Linked DNA regions of Homo sapiens: region 1 is linked to region 2. A link is an interaction called in ENCODE POLR2A ChIA-PET data of the cell type or tissue named here. Cell type or tissue: PC-9. All regions are shown on one strand. Links, peaks and the distances in the headings refer to the core of each region. The heading gives the core; the rest is flanking DNA.

The links. ChIA-PET counts read pairs that join two places held together with the same protein. Peaks named below come from ENCODE experiments on the same cell type or tissue, not always from the same donor. Only the 100,000 strongest peaks of a DNase experiment are listed, where the experiment ranks them.
Region 1: POLR2A ChIA-PET joins it to region 2 with 5 read pairs; 1 of 35 experiments calls an interaction of 5 or more read pairs at or near these places.

What each region holds. Positions count from the first base shown.
Region 1 is chr6:113,949,514-113,957,117 of GRCh38, forward strand. It overlaps HDAC2 (histone deacetylase 2), which reads right to left. Exons shown (of 14, transcript NM_001527.4): 4 at 7,106-7,180; 5 at 6,500-6,638; 6 at 3,764-3,905. Among named protein-coding and RNA genes, the nearest start is that of HDAC2-AS2, 16 kb to the right of the region's middle. In PC-9, for the core only: no CTCF peak of the experiment used is centred there; no DNase peak of the experiment used is centred there; H3K27ac peaks cover 685 bases.
Region 2 is chr6:112,219,035-112,226,638 of GRCh38, forward strand. The region is part of intron 2 of LAMA4 (laminin subunit alpha 4); the gene reads right to left. Among named protein-coding and RNA genes, the nearest start is that of LAMA4-AS1, 14 kb to the right of the region's middle. In PC-9, for the core only: no CTCF peak of the experiment used is centred there; a DNase peak (open chromatin) is centred at 3,427; H3K27ac peaks cover 1,595 bases.

The sequences.
Region 1 (7,604 bases), core at 1,447-5,446, 1.7 Mb after region 2:
TGACAGAAAAGAAATTTAACACAAGTTAAAGGCAATGAAATTACATTACATTAAACCAGAAAATCCATCATAAATAGAATATTTAAGATGACAAGGCAACTTTATGAGTAAACCTGTGGAAAATAAATTAAGCCAAAAAGCCCTGCCGGACAATCATCTGCAGAATCCTTCTTGTGGTTCACAATCTGTTGGTATGAGTTTACTTATGATGAAAGAACGACCCACACTTTCTCGAAGATTTAACAGCTACCGACTAAAGCACCAGATTTGTTCTTTTTTTTTTTTTGAGACAGAGTTTTGCTCGTTGCCCAGGCTGGAGGCGCAATGGCGTGATCTCAGCTCACTGCAACCTCCGCCTCCCAGGTTCAAGCAATTCTCCTGCCTCAGCCTACCGAGTGGCTGGGATTACAGGCATGTGCCACCATGCCAGGCTAATTTTGTATCTTTAGTAGAGACAGGGTTTCCTCCATGTTCAACAGGCTGGTCTCAAACTCCCAACCTAGGTGATCCACCCACCTCGGCCCCCCAAGGTGCTGGGATTACAGGCGTGAGCTATGGTGCCCAGCCTCAGATTTGTTCTTAATTGGACTTGGACTTCAAACAAATTTTGTTCCTACTTGTTGAATGAGTACCACTCCAGGCATTAATCTCTCTCAAAAGACGCAAAGGTTCCAGCTACATATACTCTTAAATGATATATACATATATTATATATACTTACTTATTTGTATATGTTATGCATTTGTAGGTGTGCATATGCATTTCTGTGTGTGTATACGTATTCCTAGAAGATACTGTATAGTACAGACATTACTACAAAATAGTATTTTAACTGCAATACCAAAGGATTGGGGTGTGCCTCTTTGTTGTTTTTTTTTGTTTTTTGAGATCAAGTCCTGCTCTGTCGCCCAGGATGGAGTGCAGTGGCATGATCTCGGCTCACTGCACTCCAGTGAGCCAAGACAGCCTCCTAGGTTCAAACAATTCTCCTGTCTCGGCCTCCTGAGTTGCTGGGACTACAGGTGCACGCCACCACACCCAGCTAATTTTTTTTGCATTTTAAGTAGAGACGGGGTTTCACCATATTGGTCAGGCTGGTCTCGAACTCTCGACCTCAGGTAATCCACTCGCCTCAGCCTCCCAAAGTGCTGGGATTACAGGCATGAGCCACTGCGCCTGAGTGGGGTGGGGGGGGGGTGCCTAATTCTTATGTGCGTTGAATGATAATGTCTGAAGATCCATGAATTTTCAGGATTACTAGCACTTGTGCAAGTTCTTCTGAACCTCTCATGGAATGATCTTAGCTTCAGTCCAATTTTACAAAAGCAAAATTTACCCTCAATATTAGAGTTATGAGACCCAACATCCAACGAGGAGAAAGCAAGCAAAATTACACACCTCCTCTCCCAATTTTTCTTGAAGTCTAAGTTTTTATTAAGATTAACTAAATACAAACCATACAAATATGGAAAAGCCAAAGTATTGTGAAAACTTTACAGTCCTACTGCACAGTTAAAACACAGATGAAATATATTTTGACCCTAAGATTTCAGAATACAGAAAAGTTGGTCAGCACTTCTCATCCTAACTGCTACTAACTAGCTGGCAACTCAGAGCTGCTGCCCTTGTTAGACATAGCTTTCTCTCTTCCAGGTTTCATTCTGCAACTGCTACTATGCCACCTTTCTTTCTTCCACTAGACTACTTGAATTAAAGCAAACAGTTTCAACAATGAGCTAAACTCAGAGTAGCCTTCTTTTCAGCATGAGAATGAATTAGCAGGCAGAAAAAGGAGTGTTTATTAAATTAACATCCAAAGATACACGTGAATTACACAGAAAGTCCAAAAACAGCTGTACATATAATGTAATGACTGATTTTAATTCTCTTACGAAGTTATGGGGACATGCTTAAAATATTCAAATGTTATCCTGAAAACATCAGCAACTGTAAAATCTTTTTTTTTTTTTTTTTGGCTGAGTCTTGCTGTGTCGCCCAGGCTGGAGTGCAGTGGAGCGATCTCGGCTCACAGCAAGCTCCGCCTCCCGGGTTCACGCCATTCTCCTGCCTCAGCCTCCCCAGTAGCTGGGACTACAAGCGCCCACCACCACGCCCGGCTAATTTTTTGTATTTTTAGTGGAGACGGGGTGTCACTGTGTTAGCCAGGATGGTCTCGATCTCCTGACCTCGTGATCCTCCCACCTCGGCCTCCCAAAGTGCTGGGATTACAGGCGTGAGACACCGCGCCCGGCCCAGCGATTGTAAAATCTTAAGTGAGAAAAAGAGATGTTGAAAGCCATTCTCAAATCCTTCTAAAACAGCATTCTCTAATATTTTCAAAAACTTCAAACTGTAAGAATTTTGAATAATAACTGAGATGAGACCATAGTGACATCCACCTGTCAGAAATTAAATGAAGCTTCCATTTTCCACTTCTGAGATAAACTAGCATCACACTGCAAAGATACTGTCTTATTCTTTAAGCTTAAAACAGAGAAGACTTTTGCTTGACTTCCACTAGGATGTAATGGTTGTTGACAAATGTATTCTATCAGTTTACAGCAGTGGTTCTCAAACTTTAAGGTGAAGAATCACCCAGAGTTTCTGGGCCCTAAGAATGTGTATTTCTAACAAGTTCCCAGGTGATGCTGATCTGCTTTCCTCAGTTTAGGCGCCACTGTTTGAGAAGCACTGGTCTGTAAGATAAGACCAGGTGGGGAAAGGGAGAAATTGAAGGAGTTTACTGGCAAGGAATTGAAATTACAAATCTGCAATTTTAAAAGCTAAATAATTTAAACTCAAACCAAACATTTGACCTCCCACCCATTTGTAAGTATGGAAAAGTTTCAGTAAGGTAACTCTTTTACTCAAAGAGTTTACTGAGAAAGTATCACACTGTGATCTAATAAAGAAAAGCCATACAGCTTAAGAATACTTTATGGCAACTCTTTAAACTTTGGTTGCTAAACTGTAATGATATACCACAGATGTGAAAAATAATCTTAATAAAATAGTTTAAAACTTTGTTCAATGCCATATAAATCTCCCATATAATCCAGGCTGAACTAAAAACAGCTGTTTAAATTATTGAATAAATTTCGACATTTGTATAGTTAGGTTCAAAAAAAGTGTAGTGAGGCAAAAAACCTTCAATGAACTTATAGAAATAGGATTTGACCAGTGGTTTTCAGAGTCATAAAAGACAAGAGCATCAAATGGAAAAAGATAACAAATAAAATAGAAATACACTTAATGTTAACAGGCAGGCAAGGTTACACTATGGTATCCTTTCTCTACCTAAATACATTACCAATTTTAGAAGCTTAAAGAAAAAAAAAGATTAAAATTAGATCTACTAAAAATCAAGACCAATCACAAAAGAGAGGAGCAGAAGAACCTAAAAAGACCTAGTCTATTTTATTCCACCATTCTTTACAATCAATAGCAACGTAGGCTACCATCAGGTAGTTTTGAAGATTCAAACTGAACATCAAGAGAAGGGCTTCATGCTTTGTGGATATTCAAAAACATTTATTCAACCAAAGAAAACAGCTGAGAAAAAAACTGTCCTTAAGTTTTCACTAAATTTTTGCTTATAGTCAGCAACAGTGAATTCTAGCAAATGTTACTGCATACGTAGTAATTCAATTCTGCATACAAGTTTCAAATTATTAACTCAGGAGAAAAATACTACTTCAAGTATAGGATTACTGATCTCCTAGGTTCATCTCACAATATTTTTTCAGACAGAATTTAGTCTTACCCTCAAGTCTCCTGTGCCAGGAAAGTATTCCCCATATTTATGGAATGATACCGTCATTACACGATCTGTTGTATAAAAAGCTTCTTCAACACCATCACCATGATGAATATCTATATCAATATATAAGACTCTCTGATGATACCTGAAAACAAATCCATAAGTTTTGGTTTTTCCTTTAAAGGTTCTAAGATGGGAAGAAGCACCACAAATTCAGGAAACCCATTTTTGAGCTCTTGCATTCCAGAATGTTTAATCACCTTTTACATTCAGCCTAAGAGGTTATTCAAATATCTGAGGTTTGAGCCTCAGGCCTTTAAATACCCACTTGTGGCCCAATGTAGGTTAAAAAATATATATTTACTCTTTGTGAAATCTGTTCTATTCTACATGCTTCAAAAACATAGCACATATTTCTAATATATTAAAAACTGAAGATTATACCATACTCAAGATTGTTAATTAAAACACCTCTGTAGTAAATCTTCAATAGTATAAAATAGGGATTGGCTAACTATGGCCCATGGCCCAAATTTGGCCAATTGCCTCTTTTTTCAGCTTTGAACTAAGAAGTTTTTATTATTTTTTAAATGGTTTAAAAACAAAACCAAAACAAGAGTATTTTCTGACGTGTGATAATTATACAAAATTCAAATTTCAGTGTCCATAAAAAAAGTTTTACTGAAAGACAGCCATGCTCAATTGTTTATTACCTATGGCTTCATTTGAACTGCAGAATCGATTAGCTGTGACAGAGGCTACATGTGGTACTCTCATGACTTCAAACTGGTGCTTGGAGCACCACAGATTAGTGACACAGTTGTAACTCAAACGCAGTTTAGGAGTCACATGAATCACCATGTCATGACATTTTGTTACCAGTGTATACTCATGTCAAAATAAGGGGAAAATGGACTTCTCATGTCATCCTTTTGAAGTATAGTGAAGTGAGATATTATTAGATGGCAAAGCATTGTATTTATTATATAATGGTGCCATAACTGTGCTAAATAAAACAATACAATGTAAATTGATATTTCCAGACTAAGCACTCATAAGAATATTCTCATAACACTATAAACAGCATACCATAGTACAGCAAAATTTCTTCACAAAATTAAAAAAACAGAAATGAGGCTGTGATCAAAATAAAGTTTCTGAGCGGCTCACGTGTTAGATAAGCAAGGAAAGCTGTGCACCAAGTCAATTAATTAAATCATGTTTGATTACACCACCCAAAAAAATGTGTCCAGACAAATTAAAGTTGTTTAAAACTATTAGCTGAGTGGGCAAGAACTTGCTCAAAGAGTTGAAGACACTGGAACCAACATCAACAGTCAATTAAAAAACAAGGCAAATGATTGCAAATGATTTTCCTTTGCTCCTGATGAGCAGGCAAGATGTTACACTGATACTGCTCAATCACTGTTTATTTGAGGAGTCAGTATCAATTTTAAGTTGACTGAAAAGTCAGCCTCTATGGATAGCATGCATGGAATAACTACAAGCAAAAAACACTAGCTCAGTATAATACAAAGTAGAATCTGCTAAGATGTGTCATAACTGATGGCAAAAAATAACTAACATTGCGAACATCCAAATTCCTAAGTACCTCTATAGATCTCTCTCTCAAACTGCAGCCACAGATAAGGAAAAATAACTCCTTCAACAACTCAGAGATAATTTTATATCCATCAGTAGAGAACAAAGCCTCATTCAGATATGGAAGTTAGGCAGTTAGACTAACTCAATAGGTAAAAAAATTTCCTTTAACACTGGCTTCAAATTTTTGTCTTCAGTTTAAAACATCCAAAATACTAGAATATAAACTTCCAAGGTCATTGTCATTTTTTACTAGTTGAAACTAACTAAAATGAAAATTGCCAAACTACTTTTAAAAAAGGGTATTTAATGGGAGTTTTGACATTTATATACACTTCTAATTCTTTTTTTTTTTTGAGATGGAGTCTCACTCTGTAGCCCAGGCTGGACTGCAGTGGTGCCATCTCGGCTCACTGCAACCTCCACCTCCCAGGTTCAAGCAATTCTCCCACCTCAGCCTCCTGAGTAGCTGGGATTACAGGCGCACGCCACCACGCCCGGCTAATTTTTCTATTTTTAGTAGGATGGGGTTTCACCATGTTGGTCAGGCTGGTCTCAAACCCCTGACCTCATAATCCACCCACCTCGTCCTCCCAAAGTGCTGGGATTACAGGCATGAGCCACGGCACTGGCCTTTTATACACTTCTAATTCTTTTTTTAAGGCAGGGTCTCACACTGTTGCCCAGGCTAGAGTGTAGTGGCAGGAACATGGCTTCCTGCAGACTCAACTTCCTGGGCTCAGGTACTCCCACCTCAGCCTCCTGGGTAGTTGGGACTACAGATGCATGCCACCACATCTGGCTAATTTTTTTTCTGTAGAGATGGGGTTTTGCCATGTTGCCTAGCCTGGTCTCAAACTCCTGGGCTCAAGAGATCCGCCCACCTCAGCCTCCCAAAGTGGAGGGATTACAGGCCTGGGCCATAGTGCCTGGCCACACTTCTAAGTCTTAATAATTGAAGAATTGGGCAAATTTCCTGCATTTCTTCATTGTTTTGTAATGAATTCATAGAAAATTCACCATTAACTATTTCAACCTATGGTTTACCTAATATTTTTTAAAGCCATAGACTTTATTTATTGTGTTTTAATGAAAACACTTTATCACTGAAAAGAGTATCAATATAAATTAACATACTTTAGTAATTCAAGGATGGCAAGCACAATATCATTAACGTAACAGAATCCTGATGCTTCTGATTTCTTAGCATGATGTAATCCTCCAGCCCAATTAACAGCCATATCAGTCTGTTGTCGGTTTAACTTCACAGCTCCAGCTAAGAAGTAGAAACAAGATAGACCTTTTAAACATTTATCATAAAAAAGTAGTAGAATGAGACAAAAACACTACAAGTGTATGCCATGCATAAGCAAGAGCTTAAAATCATGAAAGTTAACAGAAATCATCTATAACACAAATAGGAGTTACTCCTTAGAAAAATATTCTCCTAGAGCTGCAACCTGAGATTAAATAATGGTTTATGTGGAAAGTGGTAGTAACAATGATACCTAGAAGACAAAGGGAATGAATGAAGTCTCCAAGTGAAAATAAGTTTAAAAAGCGTTTAAGTCATAATCATAAAACATAGAGGTTTGAAAGTAAATTGTACTTTACTATAAACATACTGATTTCCTTTTGTTATCAAAATTCACAATCATTAAAACTTCTGTTTTACACAAATAACCCGAAAGATAACACACCAAGTTCAGATCAACTTTTAAATCTGATTGCATTAGCACTTACCAACTGAACCGCCAGTTGAGAGCTGACAAAACTCAAAGAGTCCATCAAACACTGGACAATCTTCTCCAACATTAACTGTGGAAGATGGATTTCATTAATTTCAACACATTCTGCAAATTAATGAAAGCCTTTTCTTACAAAAACTATTTCCCACAAATACTTTTTTGCTTGATGCAATCATCAAACATACACTTCACAGTATAATATAAAGTTTCCAACTTTAAAATATATTTATTGTTTTATCCAAGGTAATTAAAGTGTTATCTGTGAAAGATCATCAAATCTTATCAGGATTATCTGTGGAATATTTCTGTCTATTAACAAGAACTCAATAGTTGTCTAAGTACAACAATTCTTATTTAATTAAAACACAGGCTTAAATTTTCTAGGCCTTTCCCCTTAATATTACAATAAGTTAACATTCTAAAAGCAACTTCAATTGCTTTATAATTTACTTTCTTTGAAACTCCTTAAATACCTATAATATCTGTAACTTTGA
Region 2 (7,604 bases), core at 1,155-5,154:
GAGTGTACTGAAGGATGAGCTGTTAAAGATTGTTTCCTTTAGGTGGAAATATTTCATCATGGCTCCAGTGAGTCCTGTTATTTATTTATTTTTACTGAATCTTTCTTTGAAATTTCGAAGGACCTGGCAAAATTGGCCTTTTTGTAATATCAAAAGGCCGATATTTCCAAGTATGAAAGTAGAACGATGTATTTTTAGTTTTGCTCCTGGTTAATGTAATCGTTATCCTTAGTAATTCTAACACCTGTGCTATTTAGAGGCCTGTGAAAGCTGAATGGATTCTCCAAAAATTAGTGTCTATTTTCTTTTGGAAGAGTCTCCACAGTTTACTAAACAAAGATGGTGTTTGTGAATGTCTATGTATGAGAGAGTAAGAGAGGAAGCCTTCCAATCAATTTTTTGATACCACACTGAATCCTCTTTTCCACATGAGAAGCCTGTCCTATACTAGACAACTGTAAAAACACAATCTTAGCATTCAGAGGATCTGTACCTTCTGGGGTGCCATGGCCTTTTTAAAAATTGATAGTAATAACAAGGATAATGATGATGATAATTATAATATAGTGGCCAGCAATGTCATACAACTCCAAGAGTTCAGACTGATCCAAATCTTGTTCTTTCTTTGCTATAACTTGCTGCCCCTCATAAATAAATACATACCTAAAGTTTATTTAATTGAACATGAATATCTACCATGTTTAAGTCACTGTGTCAGTTATGTTGCACAATTCTCTCACTTGACACCACAGTAGCCCTATGAGGTAGGTTCCCTTGTCTTTGTTTTACTGGTGAGGACTTTGTGACTTACAGAGATGTATTACTGAAGCCGGCTAATACAGATAAGAAATGGTGGACCCAGGATTTAGATCCTTCATTTTTTCCCTCAAGTTTTAGCTCTTAACCATCTTGCGTGCCATTAATATATTGAACCAAACATTTCTTGTTGGACATTTAGGTTATTTCCAAATTTTTGCTGCTATTAACATTTCAAAGCAGGCTGAAATGGATAAAAAATGTAAAATGCCTCCTTTAAATCCCAGAAAAAAATCTTTGCTAATAGACACAATACTTAAAAATACATAGTTATTAATATATGAAAACCATTGAATGGGATATTGACTTTTAAAAATATTTATTTTAGCCAAATTTTCTCTTTGACCAATTACCTTCCACTAAGTTACTTGTAGATCTTTTACAGCTCTTTATTATTAAGAGACTCCTATTATCACAGCTTGCCTCCTGCTCTACCATTAAGACTGAATTAATCCATACCATTTACTTCTGCCTTTGAAAAATAAGAGTGAAAATTCCCATTTGCTTACTTTGTTATATTTAGTATGAGGTCTGGCTTGGAGTAAAATCATTGTATGTGTACTTGCCTAATTTTACATTTATGGAAATGAGAACTAGATGTAACTTTATGAGGAAATGAGTGTGGTGTATCTACATGTGTCAATTACATTTAAAGGAACTGGGATGACAGGACATGTTGTTATCACTGCAGAAGGAATTATTTCCAGAGGTTTATCATATGATCATAATATTATTTATTTCATAAGATATAGTTATAATGAATTAAGATTGTTTAACAAAGAGGACCAAGTGAATGACCTTTATACGAGTATCTGATTATTTTTGTCTTCATTTGAAGAGCCCCTTGAGAGCACTAGAGTCATACCAACAATACTGTCATTGGATATAACATTTTAAACATTTTCTAAAAATATTTAAATCACTTTCTTTTGAAGGATAGTCCAGTATGCATGCTTTGGCTATGGCAAACTTTTAAGTCATTTGCAGTTATTAAATAAAGTGGGTACCAATCTAAGTAACAAAATTTTAGTTAAAAAATTTTCACAAAAATCTCACCGTTTCCCAAACACTATCACAGAGGAGCTAATTAATTGCCCACAAGCCACTACTTTTGCATAGATACAGAATCTCAGAGAACTTCAGAATTTCTGTTGAGAAGCCTGATTTATTAAATCACTTACATACTCGAATAGATCTTCTAGGGATCTAAGGTCCCTAATTACCCATTTAAACAAACCAACAATGGCAAAACTTGATGGGATTTAGGAAGAGTTTGAAGTTGTCATCGGAGAGTATGAGATAAATTCTGAGGTTTCTGAGTCCCAAAGAGGATCAGACCCAAGTCTCCAGCTCCAGCGAATGATGAAGAATTAATTATAACAAAATTCCATCAGAAAGAACACACTCTACAGCCCTAGTGTCTATTCTCATAGGAGCTGATTGGAATAGTTATTTGCATTGTGTTTCCAACCAAAGATCTACGAACATATGACATATATTGACTCAACTCATCTTCCTTTCTGAATTAGACTTAGAATTTGATTCAACAACTTTTGCTTCAGTTTATTGAGGCTCCAAATAGAAAGGATAAAAACAAAAACAAACCCAAAATCCCTCTAAATTCATTCACTGGTGTTCAGAATCATTGCTACCATCCAAATTAGTCTTCTTCAAATTTAACAGCCCACATTACATTATCTTTCTGCTTAGGTTTTTGTATGTATTTGATGAATCCACTTTTCTCTTGTTTCCAGACAACAATGATTTTTAGTTCCAGTTTAGTTATAGTGAGTTCCATGTTTTGTTTTAGCAAATAATAAAAGTCAGCTTAAGATAGAATGTTATGCTCAGTTAGGAGCTAAAACTGTGTGCCCTTACTTAAGAGTCTGTGGTTTCTGCACAATGCTGACTTCCATCTGCCTAAAACTTGGGCAGACTTAAGAATCAGATAGTATTCAAGGATTTTCTAGTGGAGAAAAACATGATTTAATCTATTCAAAAATTTCCAAAATATTCCACCCTTTTCTAAGGAGGAATGACTTCTGAGAACATATGAATATATTAAATGAGTAGGTATTTCACAAGCCATTTTTTTCTGTGTCAGTAAAAATAAAATATGGAATATCTGAAATGGCAAGCAGTTCTGAATTTAAGCTTTTGCTAACTTTTGGCTCCATATGTTTTTCAGATCAGGCTTAACATGTCCTGATTTTTAGTGCACAAACCTATAAAGTGCCAAAATGAGCTAAATGGATTATGTGTTGCAGTTACCAAGAAGTTGGCTTCTTGATTGATTTTACTTGAATCTGAAGACAATTACTCACGCATCCTCCCTTGGGTATCTCTAAGCTCTTGTTTGCATAATTGAAATTCCCCACATTTTAATAGGCAAAGTTAATTTTTAGATTTTGACAGCGATTTCACCATAACTCAATTAGGAAAGTGGTTTCAACATTCTTCGGAGGTTTATGCAGTTCAAAGGCATTTTTTTCTTAGGTTGGCATAATAAAGCTAGGCCAAAAACCAAACACAGACTATGGTGCTGGTTTCCCCTACTTGGCCTAGAGAGTTACCTTTGTGCTTACTGCTCAGGCCCCATATCCGCCATGCCTTGCTCAGCTTACAAAACACTCCAGTTCTCAATTTAACCATCAATAAAATAGAGACTGTGACTTAGAGCCTGAGGAATTCCAAGGAGCACAGAGCCATCCTAACCACTCTTAAGCCAAGTCCTTTAATTTTGTAAAGAGTGGAGACAGGGTTATCACATGTTTACATCACATTTCTGTGGCTACTCCTCAGCACTCTTCATGGGCTTCATGGGTGGAAACCAGTGCTCCACTCACAGCTCTCAAATAACAGTCCCTGAACCCTGTTCATCAACTATTTGGACTGTAGATACCAACAGCCTTGGCGTGTGTTGAAGTACTTGCTACGCTTGCTAATAAATAGCCCTCTTTATTTGTCTAATTGAAACAATAAACTAAGAAAATCCACAGCCCCTACAGCCGTACAGGTTTTCTTTTAGAAATGTTGGGTTTGAGGATGATTGTATTTATTAATACTAATGAACATTTCTTTAATTTGCTTCTTGAAAATTATTTAAAGTAATTGTCAAGTCACTTGTTTATAGTAGAGATTGTTGCTTATATAACATAACGAGGCTTCAGTGCTGCCTTTTTTCCTTTGGTTTTTCTAGAAATAAATCTCCTGCTAACATCTGGCTTTCTGCTCTGGGTTCATCTCACATCACCTCCTGTAACTGGCTTGTTCTTTTCACTCCTCGCCTTCCAAGCTATGGTTACACAACATAGCCTCTGATGCTGCCAGATTTTTTTTTTTACATCTGAAAACTGACTCAGTTTTATTTAATTTACTGGGGCAAATGCCTTGGACACATTTCCAAGAAAGGAAGAGATGCGGCACACAAGGGTTAGCAATAAGAATGAGTAGAGAGAAAGGACTTCAGAATTATAGGCATTTAGGGGATTTTGATTTGACTCCTTAGCTACTTAGAAGGAATCAATGTTGTGAGGTGAAAGACATCTCTGTCATCTTCATCTGGTTTTTATAAATCACAGCTAATAATTTACTGACAGACACCAAGCACTGAGCTAAGTGCTTTTTATGGATGATCCAGTTTGATCATTACCATTTAATGACCTACAGTCTTGCAAAAGTCTGCCTAAATTACTTTTCTTTTTATAAGAAGTTTGGAGGATGAACTGTCTATAAATGACAACAGCTTCTCTTCAGTGTACTCAGGGAAGGCAGTTGGGTTGTTTCATCAGCGTCCATTGCTGGTAGATGACCCTGCTTCTGTCTTGAGGTCCTGTGGGTATTTCAGTGCTATTCTCACCCTAGATTTCTCAAGATGCAAGGCACAAAGTGAAAGTGACTGGCAGGACATGTCTTTCCTTCCTTTTGCTCTTCCTCACAGGTTTTTGCATCACTGAAGAAATGCTATTGTGAATTAATAGGAAAAAATAAATGTATCCCAAACTTCTATTGTACCCTCTTACTCTCAGCAGCTAATCCTGCTTCTTTAGTGAAAACACAGAGGCTATTGGGTGGGAAATCTCATACTGTCTTTTTTTTCTAAATTCCCCTTTGTCTTGACTCATCCTTGTGTCCTCTGCCCATCTCAGAAGCAGTACTCTTTTCACTATAGGAAAGAGAAGCCTTCTATCTGTGCTCTGGGATCCACGCATCTCTGGCCATCACACCTGGCCCCATCATCTGGCCTTCCTCTCACATACCATGCACTTTCACATCCACAGGGATGAGGGGAGGCAAAGAGAACACTTAGGTGCTTCAACCTGTGTTGGATGAGCCTTGACATCTTTACCTGGGCTCAGATCCAAGAATATCCTCCCTCCCCTTTATTATCCTCCAAGAATATCCTCCCTCCCCTTTATTATCCAAGAATATCCTCCCTCCCTTTTATACATATATCCCTCCCTTGGGTATATATCCAAGAATATCCTCCCTCCCCTTTATTGTCTGCCTCCCCTTTATTTCCTTCTTCTTGTCCAGCAGATCTTGAGTGAGAACTTAATCGCACTGGCTCTGCTTCCTTCATGCTATGCTGATCCATGCCTCCATCCATCGTCTGGCTCTGCTTCCATTGCACACTGAAATTGCCCTCACAAAGATGGAATTCCAGTACTTAACATTGTTGATGGCTGGGTGCGGTGGCTCACGCCTGTAATCCCAGCACTTTGGGAGGCTGAGGCAGGTAGATCACTTGAGGTAAGGAGTTTGAGACCAGCCTGGCCAACATGGTGAAACCCCAACTCTATTAAAAATATAAAAATTAGCCAGTGGTAGAGGTGTTTGCCTGTAATCCCAGCTACTTGGGAGGCTGAGGCAGGGGAATCACTTGAATCCGGGAGGCGGAGGTTGCAGTGAGCCGAGTTTGCGCCATTGCACTCCAGCCTGGGCGACAGAGCAAGACTGTCTCAAAAAAAAAAAAAAAAAAAAAGCAAACATTTTTGAAATTTCTTCCCTCCTTGAAGTTCTCTCTTCTCCTGATTTCCAGGACAACTCTTTCTTCTGGCTTTTCCCCTGCCTACCTTTCTTTCTCAGTTTTTTTTTTTTTAATTTAATTTTTTTTTGGCAGGGGACGGGGAAGGGGCAGAAGCAAGTGGTTCATCTTCTGCTGCTTCTACATTGCTGGTGTTCTCCAGGGTAACCTCCTTAGCCCTCTTTTCTATCTATACACTTTTATGTATGGATGAAATTTGTGGATGATGTTAATCCCTCCCCCAATTTTATCCTCCAGCTATATTTTGGTAATTCCTAAGTCTCTCTACATATCCCTGATCTTAGTTTTTTATGCCACCCCCTTGTTTCTAAGTGCTTGTTAGACAAGCCCATCTCCAATTTTATAGGCACCTGAAGTTGAGTGTGTCCCACACTGACTTTATCATAGCCTCTCCCAAATCTCTTTTTCTCCTTATATTATGTTTATATTATGTCTCAGTTAAAGATAAAGAATATATAACATAAAAAGAAAAGGTAATGGGCTAACACTTTTAAATTACATTAATGTATTTTGCATTAAAGTAATTTTTGGAAATACTTCCAGAAGAGGGAATTCCTCAAGGATCAGAGGATGGTTTGCACATAGAATGACACAATGTAAGCACTCAAGTTATCTTACCTTTCAGAGTCACTGTGCTATTATCGTTTATTTCGAATCTGAGGTTTAAATGCAGATATATGAAGTACCACAGAGATTAGAGTCTCAAGTGAGATTGACCTTACACAGTTCTGAACTGTTATAAACTTACTCTCTAAACTGATACCCCTACCTATGCTGGGGTGGGCTGTAGGACTAGGAGTTCTCCAAATGTAGTAAACAATGTTTACTAAAGGTTAAGAAATTGGAATGTGCTAATTTGAAGTTTACATATTTGTTATATTATCAAAACTCAACAGTAACCACAGCAACTGCTTAGACCTTAAACAACAAAAGAGTTCTCAGGGAGGATAATTTTGTCATTGACATTGTTTAGAATTGCTGGCACATGGTGATAATAAAAAGCAGACTGAGTTTTAGTAAGTTTTATTGTTGTTTTTAAATTCTCTACACATAATGCATGCCCTTGCGTCCTCCTGGGTTAGGCTGTTCCTACCTCCTGCCTCCCTTTGTAGGCTGCTGCCTTGTAGAGTTTATGCTCTGCCTCTGAAATACTACCAAGGAGATTCTTCCTCCTTGTTCCCAATACCACTATTTAGTTCAGGATCTTGGTGTTTCTCTCTCGGATAATTATAATTCTCTCCACTCTACTCTCTCCATCACCAGAAGTTCTTCCTTCCAGTTCATTCTTCATTACCAGAATTAATTAAAAACTCTTATCGTACTACTTTTCTACTTTGAACCTCTCAGTGGCTCTTCATTCATTACCTACATGAATATGTAAAATTCCTTAGCATGACATACAAGGATCCAACCTTAAACTATTTCTTTAGGATCAACCTTGGCTCCCTCTGCTCTAATGCAATCACATACCCCACAACCCTCATGAATATCATGCTTTGGCCCGCCTTGCCTTTGCATATACTATTACATACGCTACAGAGGCCTGGGATGTCTTTCCCTACTTCATCTCACCTGGGAACTATTTCCCTAGACTTTCAGACTCAGTCACTCACATGGCACCTTGCACAGACTTCATCAGAGCACACGGAACATGACATTATAAATTTTAATTTATACTCTTGCCTCCCTGAAATCACTGTGAACTCCTTCAGAACAGGGATAGTGTCTTACTCATTTTTGT